2 separate regions of the Homo sapiens genome follow, and region 2 is linked to region 1. A link is an interaction called in ENCODE POLR2A ChIA-PET data of the cell type or tissue named here. Cell type or tissue: MCF 10A. All regions are shown on one strand. Links, peaks and the distances in the headings refer to the core of each region. The heading gives the core; the rest is flanking DNA.

Region 1 (8,823 bases), core at 567-8,566:
AGCTGAACAGGAGCGCGGCAAGTCCATGGGCTCCCAGCGCAGACGCTGTGCGTGCGAGGCCCTCACCTGCAGGTGGGACCGGGTCTGGAGCAGAGAGCTGGCGCCGGGGAGGCTCTTGGTGGTTCCTGATCCAGAACTCACAAACCGGGATGTAAGAGTCAGCCGGCCACAAGCCCCGTGTGAAACGCACAGGAATCTTTCTGCAAAGGAGCATCACAGTGTTTTTGGTGTTCAGCATTTAGTCCCTAAGTGTGATGCATGAGCAAGCTCCGCGACGCTGTCTTCTTTGCCATCCCTTCCTGTTGTCGCTGCCTTGCCACCCTACTGCTGGAAGCCTGAGCTCTCTGCACTGTATCCTCTTTCCTGCTGATGGGACCGGGCCACTGGGTCCTCCCTTTTCTCATCTTTGAGGCCAACAGGCTGGGCCTGCCCTGATGAGAGGTGAAGAGGCCCTCCTGGAGCTGAAAGGGGCAATTGGCTGTGCCCTGCTTTTGTCAAGGAAGTTGGGAGACAACAAAACCCAAGCACCTTGGCCAGGGCGGTGGCTCACATCTGTAATCCCAGAACTTTGGGAGGCCAAGGCAGGTGGATCACCTGAGGTCAGGAGTTCGAGACCAGCCTGGCCAACGCGGTGAAATCCCATCTCTACTGAAAATAGAAAAATTAGCCAGGCATGGTGGTGTGTGCCTGTAATCCCAGCTGTATCCTGGGAGGCTGAGGCAGGAGAATCACTTGAACCTGGGACATAATCTGAGTTATCTCAGATGCTAGTTTCTCTGGTGAAGGTTGCAGTGAGCCGAGACTGCACCACTGCACTCCAGCCTGTGCGACAGAGCGAGACTCTGTCTCAAAAAAAAAAAAAAAAAAAAAAATTAGCCAGGCATGGTGGCTGGTGGCACATGCCTGTAATCCCAGCTACTTAGGAGGCTGAGGCACAAAAATTGCTTGAACCCAAGAGGCGGAGGTTGCAGTGAGCTGAGATCGCACCACTGCACTCCAGCCTGGGTGGCAGAGCCAGACTCCATCTCAAAAACGAAAAACCAAACAACCCACAAACACCTGCAGAAAGAGGTTCCCAGGTAAGAAGGGTCCCCCTGCCAGGCTGGGCTGGGTGTGGGGTGGGATGCCATTCGTGCCAATCCTGCTGTCCATGGTGATTTTGGTCTCCTCAGTGAACATAACCGTAACCATGATCCATAACCAGGACCTCCACCTCCCCGCTCTCTGAGTCCAAAGGAGATGCTGAAGCCGGATGGGCAGAGAGAAAGAGCATCTGCCTGCGCTAGGCAGTGTCCCAGCTTAATGAACCTGCCATAGTGGGTCCAACTGACCACAGGTCGGTTCTGCTCAAGACAATTCCAATACATGCCATCAATCAGAACCAAATCAGAGGGCGCCAGATTCAATGAATGAAGCCCCCGGTTGGTGAGAGACTGCATCCAATTCCGAGTTATTTTTTGAAGAGAACAAGTCACTTGAGAGTTTCTTGTTCCCTAAAATGTCCCCAGGAACTTTTTAACTGGCTTGATACTAGATCTCCTAAGCCCTCAGCAGCTGCAAAATTGATTCATAAAGCTTGTTTTTCTTTTCATGTTTTTTAAAAAGAACAAAATGTAAATTAGGTTGCAAAGCCCTGGTGACATGATCTGACAAGCTGGCACCGGCAGAACCTTGGCCCGTGCTGTCTGCCCCAAGGTCACAGTGACACAGCCTGGTTTGGGGTAGACAGTTCCGTTCCACGTTCCGGGGCGTTCCAAAGATTCTCACCATGCCAGATTTCCAGCTGGACCCCACGTAGTGGAGGGGGCTTCGTGCATGAGTAAGGATGTGGTTGTTATTCTGTTTCTCTGCCACGGAATGTTCCTTCCGAGAAAGGCACTTTAAGTGGATCAGAAATGTTATCTCAGATGCTAGTTTCTCTGAGGAAGAAGCTGGTCTAGGGGGTGTGTTGGACGGAGTGTGTTGGAGAATGACATCTGGCACCTTTGCCTGAATGAGGCCTCAGAACGGATGACAAAACTCCAAAGTCAGACTAACTCTCATCTGTTCACACTACAATGCTATGCTATTTTCAAGGCCAAAATACTGCTATAAACTTAGTAACGCCCCCTGAACGTCCCAGAGCTGGGGAACCGGCCCCTATTTTTGCCTACTACATGTTTTGCGGCCCAGCAGAGTGTGAGGCGGCCAAGCCACCACACTGGTGAGTGTGGGTGCGAGGGAGGCCCCGGCCTCTGCTGGGCGGGGCTGCTCTGTGGTTTCTGGCGCAGGTGCAGCGTGAACAGGCTCGGGGGCGCTCAGAGGGGCTTCTGCATTCTCCTGGCAGCTGCCACCGGGGTTAAGCATGGCTAATGATGCTCTTTATAACGGTCACACACCACCACTTGGGTGTTTTGCTGATAAGAAGCCACAATCTGGGACTCTCAGGAGCCCGGCGCACCCGGCACCCCCACCCCAGCCCCACAACAGGCAGGGGTGATCCACACTGGGCCACACTGGGCGGAGGGTCCAGGTGGCCCTGCAGGGAAAGGGAATGAGGCCATGGACCATCATTTCCCTGGACCACATGTGTCGCGAGGGAGGCCTGCTGCTGGCTGAGGACCCCTCTGCCCCCTGAGACCACGCCCCCTCCATATCCCGTGCAAACCCCATCCAGGCAGCATCACCAGAGACCCAGAGATCCAGCCACCATGTACATCCAGCTGCCAGGGTTTTTCTCGCCTCCGCCCACTTTTCTATTTCAGAAACAGTGGAATGTCCAACTTTGTGAATTCCATTGCTCACCAGAAACTTGCTTTAATGTCTAAATGTTCTAAAGATGAGAGGGGGGAGGGAAATGCATAAAAAGCAGTGCCTCATGGAAAACACACACATGTGCATGCACACACACCCAAAGTCCTTTGTGCTTTAAACATTCCTGGTAACTTCACTGACCATCCTGGCCGGAATCTTCTGAAATGGTTAAGCCAAGAATTTCAGTCGCGAATATTTCTGCAGTGATTTCGTCTGGAAGTTCTTCTTCAAGGCAAATTTCTGAACCTAGCCAAAACAAGAAAAGAACACCAAATGCCTTCATGATGATTATGTTTCTTTCTTTTTTGGGTGAGGGGAGGGGTTTGAGACAGGGCCTTGCTCTGTTGCCCAGGCTGGAGTGCAGTGACACGATCATAGCTCACTGCAGCCTTGAACTCCTGGGGTCAAGTGATCCTCCCACCTCAGCCTCCCAAGTAGCTGGGACTACAGGCACACGCCACCACGCCCAGCTTATTTTAAAATTTTTTTGTAGAGATGGGGTCTCGCTATGTTACCCAGGCTGATCTCAAACTGCTGGCTTCAAGTGATCCTCCCACCTCAGACTCCCAAAGCGCTGGGATTACAGCTACCGCATCTGGCCTCAATGACTATGTTTCTAACTCAGGAGGATTTTCCAAAAACACAAGGAAATGCTACTAAACAAAAACAAGAGGGGCTTTGTGCTGTGATTTGGCTTTGATTCCTTGAAAAACTCTGGGTGGAAATTGCTTAAAAATCTCTCCTTTACGGAACAGAACGCTGTTAACCAAATCTCTGCAAACCTTACTGGAAAGCCTTAACCACATGGTATGATTGATTTTTCTGTTTCAAGATGCCTGGGAACACAGCAGAAATATATAACAATCAGGAAAGGTACATTCTGAGATCTGAAGCACATAAAGGAATGGGGTAGGGAGAGCTTGCAGGTTGGGAATGACCTGTTAGCTACTGGAGTCTGAAATTATCTGAGTTCAGGGACTTTGTTTAATTTGATGTGGGGAATGGACAATAAAAGGAGAGGGAAAAGGGGAATGGGTGAGGGGTCTTTGCACCCTCCTCAGTCTTGGTGATGGTGGTGGGATCTGACCATCCCCGGGCTTGTCAGCAGAGTTGCTCCTGTACCAGTGAGCCTAGAAGAGCCGTTTAGATTGGTTCCTCCTGAGCTGAAAGTCACGGCCCTAACTTCAGGTCCAGTGCACGAAAAGGTGAAAAATACTTAGGCTATAGCAGGAAGGGACAGGAGGATGATCTTTAAAAACCTGAAAGTTTTGGCAGCTTGTAGCTGGGCTTGTACTGCCCACCAAGTTGATGCTCTCTCCTTCTCCAAATCTTTCTCTCTCTCTCTCTCTTTTTTAATTGAGACAGGCTCTCACTCTGTTGCCCAGGCTGGAGTACAGTGGCACAATCCTCACTCACCGCAGCCGTGAACACCTGGGCCCAAGTCATCCTCCCACTTAAGCCTCCTGAGTAGCTGGGACTAAAAGCATACACCGCTATGCCCAGCTAATTGTTTTGTTTTGCTTTAATTAATTAATTAATTTAGAGACGGAGTTTTGCTCTTGTCACCCAGGCTAGAGTGCAATGGTGTGATCTCGGCTCACTGCAACCTCCACCTCCTGGATTCAAGCGATTCTCCTGCCCCAGCCTCCCAAGTAACTGGGATTACAGGTGTGTGCCACCATGCTTGGCTAATTTTCGTATTTTTAGTAGAGATGGGATTTCACCATGTTGGTCAGGCTGGTCTTGAACTCCTGACCTCATGTGATCCACCCTCCTCGGCCTCCCAAAGCATTGGGATTACAGGCGTGAGCCACTGCGCCCAGCCTGGTTTTTTTTTTGTAGAGATGGGATCTCGCTATGTTGCCCAGGCCAGTCTCAAATTCTGAACCTCAAGCGATTCTCCTGCCTTGGCCTCCCAAAGTGCTGGAATTACAGGCGTGAGCCATGGTGCCTGGCCCCCAAGTCTCTCTTTACATACCTATTCTCCTGAAACAGCTGTCAAACTGGATCCTCTACGGGTGGCCAATATTCACCCACCCAAGCCGGCAAGATGACAGGTCAGTGGAACAAAGGGAAAATAAGCCCAGAAGAAACAAAAGGACGGACAGAGCGCGGGAACAAAAGCCACCACTCACTGTTCTTTTCATAACTTATTCATGTGGGATTCCCAACAGACATGCTTTGTTATGTGCAGTCTTAGGGAGAGTGGCTTGCACCGATCAGGAGAAATAAATGTACTGAAGTCTACAACAAATCAGTGAGCCACAGCTACATGCCCAGACAAAGCCAGCTGGGGTACCTTTGACGGAGCAGGTTGCAGGCTCGGATTTCCATCCCTCGGGATTCAGGCCAAACAGTGAAGCAAAGCAATCCAACATCTCCTCCTCCGTCATATGCTCACCTGTGTGTCAAAGAGTGAGAAGGTGATTGTTTAACTCTTGAGGCTAAGCATACTGTCAGGGCTTAGCGTTATTATTCAGAGGTCTTAAAGAGAATTATCCCACTATTTTTTTTTCTTTTACTCAATTGAAAAAAAAATTTAGGCTGGGCGTGGTGGCTCATGCCTGTAATCCCAGCACTTGCAGAGGCCAAGGTGGGCGTATCACTTGAGGTCAGGAGTTCGAGACCAGCCTGGCCAACATGGTGAAACCCCATCTCTACTAAAAATACAAAAATTAGCCGGGTGTGGTGGCGCGGCCTGTAATCCCAGCTACTCGGGAGGCTGAGACAGGAGAATTGCTTGAACCCTGGAGTTGGAGGTTGCAGTGAACTGAGATCGTGCCACTGCAGTTCAGCCTGGGCAACAGAGCGAGACTCTGTCTCAAAAAAAAAAAAAAAAAAAGCAACAAAAACAATAAAAACTTTTCTGGTGGAGATGAAGTCTTGCTATGTTGGGCCAGGCTGGTCTCGAACTCCTGGGCTCAAGTGATCTTCCTGCCTCAGCCTCTGAAACTGCTGGGATTACAGGTGTGAGCCACTGCGCCCAGCCCCTTTTCTTTAGACACAAAAATGATCTAGAGTCCCATGGTACTGTCACATATGCTTCCTAATGGTGTTAAACAGGGTCCTCCAGGCAAGGAACATACATGGGGCTGGCATAGAGAAATAGGACAGCATGCTGCGGGGACCAGGCTCTGCTTCATTTCAAATTCCCTCCTCTCAGAACCACCCACTTGGACTAAGATGAAACTGTCATCCCAAGAGAGTTTACTTGACATCCTCATGTACAATAATGAGAAACATAGTAGGTAAAAATTAAAAAGTTTACTTTGGTGTGGTTGCATTTCACAAATGCAATCCAAATATTTGTTTTCTTTTCTTTTCTTTTTTTCTTTCTTTTTTTTTTTTTTGACAGTCTCGCTCTGTCACCCAGCCTGAACTGCAGTGGCGTGATCTTGGCTCACTGCAACCTCCACCTCCCGGGTTCAAGCAATTCTCCTGCCTCAGCCTCCCAAGTAGCTGGGATTACAGGCGTGTGCCACCATACCCGGCTAATTTTTGTATTTTTAGTAGAGATGGGGTTTCACTGTGTTGGCCAGGCTGGTCTTGAACTTCTGACCTCAAGCAATCCGCCCGCCTCGGCCTCCCAAAGTGCTGGGATTACAGGCATGAGCCACTGCGCCCGGCCCCAACCCAAATCTTATGACAGCCCAGGGAGATGGATCAGCTGGCATTTTTATTCCCATTTTACAAGTGAGGATGCCGAGTCTTGCTGAGGCTCAGGTAGTTGCAACACGAATCACATTCTTTTGCTTTCTAGCTCCGGGTCCCTCCCATTACTTCGTACTTGCCAGGGATGCAGGTGGGTCAGCCAGACCCCTCATGGCTCAAATCTGGTCAAATCACCTCTTTCATGAAAGATGGAGCTCCACAGGGGCTGGCTCCCCAAACTCAGTTCTCTACACTGGGAATGGCCCCAGGATGTTACCAGACATCCTGATGTATGTGCTTACCTTTAGTAACGAGCAGTCTCAGGAAGTCCTCTCTTCGAATGGCCTTTTTCCCTTTGGAGTTGGTATAACCGAGCACCTCAAAGCTCTTGTGGATGCCACTCATGGTGTTACCAAAAGGTGGCTTGTGGTTAAGGTACACTTTTAGGAAATCTGGTAAGTTGATCTTGTCGATTAGCTTTCCAGTGTCCACATATTCACCAAATTTGATTTCGTTAAATATATCATCAATCTAGGGGAAAGATGGGGAAAAAAAAAAGACCACAGTAAATAGAAAAGGCACCAGGATAGATTTCTAAAAATTGGACAGTAGGGCTGGTGCAGCGGCTCATGCCTGTAATCCTAGCACTTTGGGAGGCCGTGGCCAAAGGATCACTTGAGGCCAGGAGTTTGAGACCAGCCTGGCCAACATGGTGAAACCCTGTCTCTACTAAAAATACAAAAATTAGCCTGGCACAGTATGAGAATCACTTGAACCCTGGAAGTTGAGGTTACAGTGAGCCAAGAACGTGCCACTGCACTCCAGCCTGGGCAACAGAGTGAAACTCTGTCTCGGCGGGGGGAAAAAAAAAGAATACTAATTTTCCACAAACTGCACAAAAATAGAGGAAAAAGGAATACTTTCCAATTATTTTAGATGGAAAAATCCTCCAGAAAATACAAGAAATTAAATCCAGGAGCATACAAAATGATTGTGCACCATGATCAAGTGGGATTTATCCCAAGAATGCAAGGTTGGTTTAACATGTCAACCTCAATTAATATAATACATTATTATTAACAGAATAAAGGACAGAAACCACATGATCATCTAAACAGACATAGAAAAAAAGCATTTAACAAAATCTAACAACTTTACATGGTAAAAACACTCAACAAACTAGGAATAGAAAGAAGCTTCCTCAACCCAATAACGGGCATGTGTGAAAAACCCACAGCTAACATCATACTTAATGATGAAGGACTAAATGCTTTCTCCTCCTAAGATCAGAAAAAAAGACAAGGATGTCCACTCTCACCACTTCCCCCTTTTTTTTTTTTTTTTTTTTTTTTTTTTTGATACAGGGTCTCACTCTTTGACCCAGACTGGAGTGCAGTGAGGCAACCTCTGCTCACTGTAGCCTTGACCTCTCAGGTTCAGGCGATCCTCTCACCTCAGCCTCCAGAGTTCCTGGGACTATAGGCATGCTTGACCATGCCTGGCTAATTTTTGTATTTTTTTTTAGAGACGGGGTTTCACCATGTTGCCCAGGCTGGTCTCAAACTCCTGGGCTCAAGCAATCTGCCCACCTTGGTCTCCCAATGTGCTGGGATTACAGGCATGAGCCACCTGGCACCACTTCCATTCCACACTGTCCTGGAGGTTCTAGCCAGGGAAATTAGGCAGGAAAAGAAGATAAAAGGCACCCAGAATTGAATGGGAGAAGCAAAACTATCTCTATTTGCAGATAACACAATCATATATATATATATATATATATATATATATATATATATATATATATATATATATATTACACTAAAAACTATTAGAACTGGTAAACAACTTCAGCAAGGTTGCAGGGTATAAGATCAATAATATAAACATCAATTATAGGCCAGGTGCAGTGGCTCACCCCTGTAATCCCATCACTTTGGGAGGCTGAGGCTGGAGGATTGCTTGAGGCCAGGAGTTCGAGACCAGCTTGGGCAACATATTAAAAGACCCTGCTTCTACAGAAAACAAAAAATTAATCAGGCATGTGGCATGCACCTATGGTTCCAGCTACTCAGGGGGCTGAGGTGGGAGGACTGCTTGAGCCCACAAGTTCGAGGCTGCAGTGAGCCCATGATCATGCCACTGCACTCCAGCCTGGGACACAAAGTGAGACCCTGTCTTAAAAAAAAAATCAATTGAGGCCGGGCATGGTGGCTCAGGCTTGTAATTCCAGCACTCTGGGAGGCCAAGGTGGGTAGATCACCTGAGGTCAGGAGTTCAAGACCAGCCTGGCCAACACGGTGAAAATCTGTCTCCACTAAAAATACGAAATTAGCCCGGCGTGGTAGCGTATGCCTATAGTCCCAGCTACTCGGGGGGCTG
Region 2 (8,823 bases), core at 218-8,217, 87 kb before region 1:
CATACATATACACAGACCACACCACACATACACACAACACACACAACACATACATACCCACACCACACACCCCACCACACAAACATACCACACACACCACACCCCACACACATCACACACAACAACACACACACTGGGGAAGCAAAGCCGAAGATAGGTAACATAACATAAAATGTGCAGGTCGGAAACTAAACAAGAGTCAAGACAGAGCCCTCCTCAGTCTAACTTAATGTTGTAATTTTGTTTCAACTCCAGCCAAATCAACCGTTTATAGAGTTCAAAGTATTGTCCCTTTCCCCCATCCCAAAATTACCCTATGCAAACAGTCCCACCTTAGTCAAGTATGGTGGTGATGCTGAGGGGTGATAGCTTAAAATGGAATGTAACCTATAGTCCAAGAATTTCACAAAATGGAGAATATACCCTCCATTCCCAGAACAAGAATACTTAAAATCATCACCCCAGCTCCTCATAACTCAGAGTAACTAACCGTCTCCTAGGCACATGCATACCTCTGGGGTGTACCAGGCAGTCTTAGATTTGGTATTCAGAAGATTATGGTCCTGTGACTTTAAACAGAGCAGGGCCAAGAAGGTAGACGTAGTGTAAGAACACCTAAAAAAAACTACCTTGACTGGGCTCAGTGGTTCACACCTGTAATCCCAGCACTTTGGGAGGCCATGGCAGATGAGTTGCTAGAGCTTGGGAGTTCAAGACCAACCTGAGCAACATGGCAAAACCCTGTCTCTACAAAAAATACAAAAATTAGCCAGGCATGGTGCTGCATGCCTTGTAGTCCCAGCTACTTGGGAGGCTGAGGCAGGAGGACAGTTTGAGCCCAGGATGTGGAGGTTGCAATGAGCTGAGATCGCGCCACTGCACTCCAGTCTGGGTGACAGGGAGAGATCCTGTCTCAAAGAAAAGAAAAGAAAAAAGAAAAGAAAAGAAAAGAAAAAGAAAGAAAAAGAAAGGGGAAAAAAAATATTTCTTGTGCCAGAGCCGTTCTGTGGCAAACAGCACACCGCCTTCATCGCTTAGGCCAAGACTCACTTCTAAACCAGATTCAATCTAGATTAAACTCACAACCCCAGAATACCTAATAGCTGAATTCAGACCTTAAATCCAGATTTCCTCCAGTTTTTCAAATATGTCGAATCTCATAACACTAGGCTCACATTCCCACATGGCAAGAATCACCTGAAGTTAAGTGATGGCTGCTCTTTCAGCAAACACTCTAGTTCACCACCACAGTCTCCACTACTCCCTACCGCCTGTCATTGAGACCAAGTCAACTGCAGTTGATGCTTACGGTTTTCATAACAAACAGAGATTTCTCCATAACCATGACTTTATGAAAAGGAGGAAAATAAATAACAGAAAAGGTCTTTTTAGCCTTACAGATATCCTATTTCCTGGCCCTTGTGAGCATTTAAGTTTGTGACCCTTGACCCAGATAAAAGAAGAAAAAGTCTTTTTTTGTTTTGTTGTTTTTTTAAACAGACACAAGGTTTTGCCATGTTGCTAAGGCTGGTCTCAAACTCCTGAGCTCAAGCAATGCACCTGCCTTGGCCTCCCAAAGTGCTGGGACTACAGGCCTGAGCCACTGCACCCGGCCGTAAAGGTCTTAACAAACTAACTTTACAGAGAGTGATTTGGCAAGCTCTGGTGCAAGCTGAAGAAACCAATTCCCACGTCATCTTCAGTCTAGAAGGAATGCTCCAAGGAGGTCACTTTCCCAAACACTCCTCCACTTACTGTACACAGTAAAGATAAAGAATCATGGAATTTCTAGACACTGACATAGTTAAGATCTCCAAGATCATCTGATCTTGCACTTCCCAAGTCAGATTCCTAAAGATAATGTTGAAAGTCAGAACTGTTTTCAATATTTTTTAAACAATAACAGCTTATTGAGACATAATTTACACACCATCAAAGTGACCCTTTAAAAGTGTTCAGTGGTTTTCAGTATATTCAGAGTTATGTAACCATCGCCACCCTAATTTTAGAACATTTTCATCACAGCCTCAAAAAAAAAACAACCCATTAGCAGTGACTATCCATTTTCCCTTTCCCCAGCCCTTGGCAGCCACTGCTCTGCTTTCTGTGTCTATGAGTTTGCTACTCTAGGCCTTTCGCATCAACAGATCACATACGTGGTCTTTTGTGTCTGGCTTCTTTCACCTAGTGCAGCGTTTCCAAGGTTCTTCCATGTTGCAGCATGCATCAGTACTTCATTGCAAAAGTTGTTTTCAATATTTTTTATTTCTGGGAAGATAGCTTCAGGTAGATCAATGTTTTTAAAAGTATTTACTTGCTCATGATAAAGCCATGATGGTCATCCTTCAAATAAATGCAATTTTCCTAACATTTTATTAAGAAAATTATCAAACATACAGGGAAAGTTGAAAGAACTGTACAATGAATACTCAAGTACCCACCACCTGAATTCTTACAATTATAACTACTAAGCCATTTCTCCATCCATTAATCCATCTTATTTTGTTATGTGTTTTGTTTTGTTTTTTTTTTTTGAGACAGAGTCTCGCTCTGTTGCCCAGGATGGAGGGCAGTGGTGGGATCTTGGCTCACTGTAACCTCTGCCTCTCGGTTTCAAGAGAGTCTCCTGCCTCAGCCTCCCGAGTAGCTGGGATTACAGGCATGTGCCACCACACCAGCTAATTTTTTTGTATTTTCGGTAGAGACAGGGTTTCGCCATGTTGGCCAGGCTGGTCTCGAACTCCTGACCTCAAATGATCTGCCTGCCTCGGCCTCGCAAAGTGTTGGGATTACAGGCGTGAGTCACCACACCCGGCTGGGTAAGGCTTATTTCATTCAACATAATGTTTCTGAGATTCATCCATGTTGTGGCATATACTGGTAATTTGTTTCTTTTTAAATTACTGAATGCGCTTTGTTCCTAAGGTAATATCTTTCAAAAAAGAAAGCCATGGAAGAAGAGTAAGGTTGGTAACCATGACTCCAGTCTAACCCTCTCTCTCTTGCATCCTCCACCCTCATGGGCACCAAGACTTAAGGAGCTAAGGGGCAGATGCTAACCAGTCGCACCACTGTCTTGTGGCTTCCAATCCCATCATCTTTCCACATACCTCACAGCCATTTCCTTCTTCTCATCCTGTAAGGAAGTTCCTAGCTGATTCTATAAGAGCCTTATTACAGGAAATGGGAAGTCAATACCCGAATAACAAAGGTACTAGGTGTCTCCTCAAAAACATGTCAAGAAAACAAAATGTGGTACATCCAAAAAACTGAAGACTATTCAGCATTAAAATGCACTAAACACCTGATGTGTGCTACAACATGGATGTACTCTGGGGATCTTACTGAGGTGATGGAATGTCCCAGCACTGGGCTGTGACAATGACTGCACAACTAAAAAAAAAAATCACTGAACCTTACACTTACAATGGGTCCATTTTATGCTATGTAAATTACACTTACAGAAAGTTGTGTTAAAAAGAAAAAAGCCTGACTACAAACGGATGAAAGAGTTTTCTGCTTCAAGGCAGAGAAAGATCTGCTTGATAATTTAAAGACAAAAGAGGCAATTTAAAAGACCCTGCTACTCAACTAGAAAACAGTTGTTTAAAACACCAAGCTAGGATAATTATATACTGTTTTAAGAATGCATTGAAAGCGTTTCCTTTTAATAAATAAAAGGAATTTATTGATTCACTTTCTTTAAAAAGCTCAGTATCAAGCTATCTGGGCAGGTCCCAACTGCCAGTCTTAAAATGAGGCAGCCCATTGTGAACGGGCTGGTTACCATGTGACCATGTAACCATATGAAGAGGTTCTTCAGGCTGTTCTATTTGTTTGTTTGCTTGTTTGAGACAGGGTCTTGCTCTGTCATCCAGGCTGGAGTGCAGTGGTATGATTATAGCTCTGCTGCCTCCACTTCCTGGGCTCAAGGGATCCTTTTGCCCCAGCCTCCCCAGCAGCTGGGATTACAGACAGGCACCACCACACCCAGCTAATTTTTTTTTTTTTTTTTTTTTTTGTAGAGATGGGGGTCTCACTACATTGACCAGGCTGGTCTCAAACTCCTGGGCTCAGGCAGTCCTCCCGCCTCAACCTCCCATAGTGCTGAGGTTACACACATGAGCCACTGCACCCAGCCTCTTCAGGCTGTTCTTTAAAAAGCTAGAATACTGGGTGAATATCCGAAAACTAGGCTAATTCCCCTGCTTTCTACATAAGAAGCTGTTTTTTTGTTTTGGTGACCGAATTTGCCTCATGGGAGCAGAGCAAACACGGCTGCCCTCCTTCCCCACCGACAGGCCTAGAAGGAAGGAATAGTAACCAGCTTTCAAAGTGGATCACCTACTTGCAGAATATTCCTCAACAGAGAAGCTGCTTTCCTTCTCCAAAGCCTGAAAACTGCCCCAGGCGGCTGCTTCTACCCACAGCCACCTCTTTGTAGGAGCTGTTCCATCTTCTTGTAGGAGCTTTTTCTGACTCCTCAGCCTTTCCTCCTCACCACTGGGATTCTTCATGCTTACTTCCGAGACTTAAAGGCGGATGACATGGAATCCTCTTCCTAGAATTCTTTCTCCAGATGCTGGAGCCCCTTCTGGAGCTACCAAAATCACCCCTTCTCTACTGCCTCCTTCTAGAAGATTTTTCTGATGGTGCAGTCAGCTCCCAAATACATCAACAATGCTGGGCTTGGAGAGGTCTCTAGGGTATTCAAAGCAGACAGTATTTCTCCAGCACCACCAGACTCAGCTGAGCAGAAACAGCCCGCAGGAGATGCATATTCCACGCCACTCAGAACGCAAGCTCCAAACTCCAAAGCCTCCCCTGGAGAGGGACAGCAGAGGGGGAGGGGCAGGGGAGCAAGAAGAAACCTAGGGCACCTGGGTAGGGCAAAGTAGGCGGCTGTGATGTCCACCACACTGACAGCCCTCAGCCCTTCTCAGGGAAGCTGCCCGCCCACGGCTCTGGCTGTCAGGGCAGCCCCCAGGCAGCCGAGCTTTGTGCACTGTGGTGTCCTCAGCGTGACATACCCCAGCTTCACAGCTGACCGCTCCTTGCCCAGCCTTCTTCATTTCAGTAATGGCCCCAGCTGCTCAGGCCAAACCTCAGAGTCACTGTTGATTCCTTTCTTCCTTTCATCTGCCAGGTCCAATTCACCAGCAAGTCCAAAAACCACCCTGAATACAGCTCCTCACCACCTCGCTGCTACCGTCCTAGTCTGAGGCTGGAGCTCCACAACCGCCCAACTGGTAGCCTCGCTCCTGCTCTCACCCTCCCTAGACCCGTCTCCTGTAGACTGGCCCCAGCCGCCCTGTGGAGATAAACCAGTACTCCCCAGTGCCACCAAAACCATCTCCTAACTTCCTACCCTGGCCCACAAGGCCCCTTGCCTCTTCTATCTTACCTCCTGCCACTCACTCCTGCCCTCTACATTCTGACCAAGCTAGCCTTCTTTCTAACCTTGCAATGCGCCAAGCTCACTCCAGCGAAGGCCTCTGCCTGGGCCTCTTCCCGCACCTGGAACGACCATCGTGCCTGGCTCCTACTTGACACTTAGGTTTCAGAGTTCACCCAGAAAGGTCACCTCCCCCAGAGGACTTCTCTACCCAGCCTAAAGTAGCCACCCACCCTCCCCAGCCCCAGTACTCTCTAGCCTTCATCTTCTTTCTATTCTTGCCTGCACTCACAATATAAGACCTGATGTGCTGACAATCCCCCCACTAGCATGGAAGTCCCATGAGGGGAGAGGACTAACCCGCCTTGCTTACCACTGTATCCCCAAGGGCTAGAACCGTGCCTGCACACAACAGGGTGTGCCTGATTAATACTTCTGGAGGGAAAAAGCATTTGTGCTGGGGCGGCCAAACCCAGATCATAGCCAGCCTCATGCTCTGGGGCCCGGCCAGCCAGGCTCCCTCTCAATTAGCCCTCATGGGGCTAATTCAATTAGACAACCGCCAAGAGTGTTGATGGTCCCAGGAAGCTCATAGCAAGGTCCATATGTGAGACACAGGCCCTGGCAGGCTCAAGCTGGGCGGATCCAGAAGCTCCCAGGGGCAGAGCTTTGTACCAGAAAAGAAACAGGGTGGTGGGTGACAGCCGGCGGCAGCACAAGAAGCAGGGCTGCAAAGACGGCAGGGCTGGCCTGTGAGAGTCAGTCTCTTCAAGGCGTCTGGCCGGACAGTGAAGAAGAGCATCTCCCCCGCGGGGGACCTAGCACTGCCTGGAACCCAGGACCAGTCTCCACTGAAATCGGCCAGTCCTCGAAGTCCTGGAATTAGCATGAGGTGACCAGCACCCCATTCCACAGGCCAGCACGAGGGTCCCTGATCCACGCGGCTAGAGAACTCTGCCAAAAACACACACCCTGTGGCCTGAATTCTAATCACAGACAACAGAACTCCAACAAAATACAGAAAGTAATCACCTAAGACACTGGCTATCTGGACTGCACATTTTCTACCCAAGAAGTAATTTGATTCTAGGGAATGAGAGCTCAGGCTCTCATCAGCCATCACATAAATCCTTTAAAAAAAGGAAAATTAACTTTCTACAACACTTCTATTATAGAAATTATACCAGGGAACAAGGATCCACTTTACAGACCTTTCCTTTTATAACCAGGGCCCTCCTATCACTAGATCCCCTCGCTGGTGCCGAGGACCCACGGCATAGCTCAATCTTAAGCCCGGGGTGGGCTCCTCTGCTCTCCTGTGGTGGGAGAAGAGTGAAGATGAGTTTCCTGTTGTCACTGTAACAAATTACCGCAAACTTAGTGGCTTAGAACAACAGACTTTATGATTTTACAGTTCTAGAGGTCAGAGGTCTGATTTGGGTCTCACAAGATTCAGCAGGGCTGCGTTCTTCCCAGAAGCTCTGGGGGAGAACCCGTCCCCTCGCCTTTTCCAGCTCTGAGGGGCCCATATTCCCAATCCCGTGGCTTTCCTCCATCTTCAAAGCTGCCAACAGCAGCTGACATCCTTCCTCTGCTGCTCACTCTCTGGTTCTCTCTTTGATTCCCTCTTAATTTTAAGGACCCCTGTGATTACACCAGGCTCACTCAGATAATCCAGATAATCTCCCTATGTTAAGGTCAGTAGACCAGCAACCTTGATTCCATCTGTAACCTTAATTCGCCTTTGCCATATGACCTAGCACAGTCACAGGTTCTGTGGATGAGGATGTGCACATCTTCGGGGGGCCATTAATCTGCCCACCACACCTGTCCAAGCAAGCCACGATACGAACACCATCCAGCAAAAGCACTTATCTTGTTGTCCCACTCCACGCCAATGTCCCCTAAAGCACCATTCCACAAAGGTTGTGTTTGTCTCTGCAGAGCTCAAGATAAACACAATTCACTTAACTTGTTAGCTTGCAAGTGAGAAAAGAAAAACAAACAAACAAAAAAACAGCCTGACCAACATGATGAAACCCCATCTCTACCAAAAATACAAAAATTAGCCGGGCATGGTGGCATGTGCCTGTAATCCCAGCTACTCAGGAGGCTGAGGCAGGAGAATCACTTGAACCCAGGAGGCGGAGGTTGCAGTGAGCCCAGATCGCGCCATTGCACTCCAGCCTGGGCGACAGAGCGAGACTCCATCTCAAAAAAAAAAAAAAAATTCACTACAGATTATAAAGTTGGCTTCCAGGTCCCTGAGTGTCCCTTTCAATCCATCAGATGATTCTTAATCTCCTAGGATGTGCCGAAGCTGTTAGGCTTAGCGCGGAAGTCAAAGGTGAAGACAGCAGGGATTCTGGTAAGCCGGGATCACATAATGACACAGGCCGAATGACATCAGGGTGCCTTCCAGGGGGATGCGATGTTCATGCACTCTGGGAAGCACAGGGTTTCGCCAGCAGGGAGGGCAGCCACAGAGAGACATGGAGTGGACCGAGGCATCCACCTTCCCCATCTGGGTTTCCCGCTCTGGAGAGGAACTGGCATTTGCACTCTCCTCTAACAGAAGCCGGGCTTTTGTGGGCAGATAAGGTAGGTCACTTTTCTCCTCAAGACACTTTTCCGTGGACAAGTTGTGTAACCTCTCGGTAACACAGCTAATTAACGTCTGAGCTTTGGTTTTTTATTTTTTATTTACTTATTTATTTTTTAAAATGAGGATTCCACCACCACCTACCTGACAGGGTTGTTGTGTGAGTTGCTTAAGATCACGTTAAGAGGCCGGGCACAGTGGCTCACGCCTGTAACCTCAGCACTTTGGGAGGCCGAGACTGGCCGATCACTTGAGGTCAGGAGTTTGAGACCAGCCTGGCCAACATGGCAAAATCCTGTCTCTACTAAAGATACAAAAACTTAGCTGGGCATGGTGATGCATACCTGTAATCCCAGCTACTTGGAAAGCTGAGGCAGGAGAATCGCTTGAACCTGGGAGGCAGAGGTTGCAGTGAGCCAAGATCACGCCACTGCACTCCAGCCTGGGTGACAAGAGCGAAACTCCGTCTCAAACAAACAAAAAAAAAGGTCATGGAAGGAGAATGTGGAACATAATAAATGTTCAGTCTGTGTGAATTCTCTTTTCTTCTTCCACCCGGAAAATAACCTCCCTCCATCCTCTCCTCTAACCTCGTCACCTGGACTCTTTCCCCAGGTCTTCCTCCCCTTCCTCTCCTTCCTCCCCTTCCAGCATGTGGGCAATGAACCAACCAGCGTCTACAAGCAATGGAAGTTTGGTCCCACACCGCTAAAGCGGGGAGCACTGGGGCTTCCTGTTGGGTAATGTAATTGGTAATCTTTGAGAGTTAACAGCGAAAGGGGAGATACACATTGAAGCCTGATGTCAGGAAAACCATCCGCACTGC

What was found. Peaks named below come from ENCODE experiments on the same cell type or tissue, not always from the same donor. Only the 100,000 strongest peaks of a DNase experiment are listed, where the experiment ranks them.
Region 2: POLR2A ChIA-PET joins it to region 1 with 5 read pairs; 5 of 35 experiments call an interaction of 5 or more read pairs at or near these places.

What each region holds. Positions count from the first base shown.
Region 1 is chr12:121,997,868-122,006,690 of GRCh38, reverse strand. It overlaps CFAP251 (cilia and flagella associated protein 251), which reads right to left. Exons shown (of 22, transcript NM_144668.6): 20 at 6,747-6,975; 21 at 5,093-5,194; 22 at 2,772-3,039. The coding sequence ends at 2,927. LOC124903038 (a long non-coding RNA gene) reads left to right here and starts at 991. Exons shown (of 2, transcript XR_007063499.1): 1 at 991-1,079. In MCF 10A, for the core only: no CTCF peak of the experiment used is centred there; a DNase peak (open chromatin) is centred at 5,130.
Region 2 is chr12:122,084,208-122,093,030 of GRCh38, reverse strand. All of the region lies in intron 1 of MLXIP (MLX interacting protein), which reads right to left. Among named protein-coding and RNA genes, the nearest start is that of MLXIP, 9.9 kb to the right of the region's middle. In MCF 10A, for the core only: no CTCF peak of the experiment used is centred there; no DNase peak of the experiment used is centred there.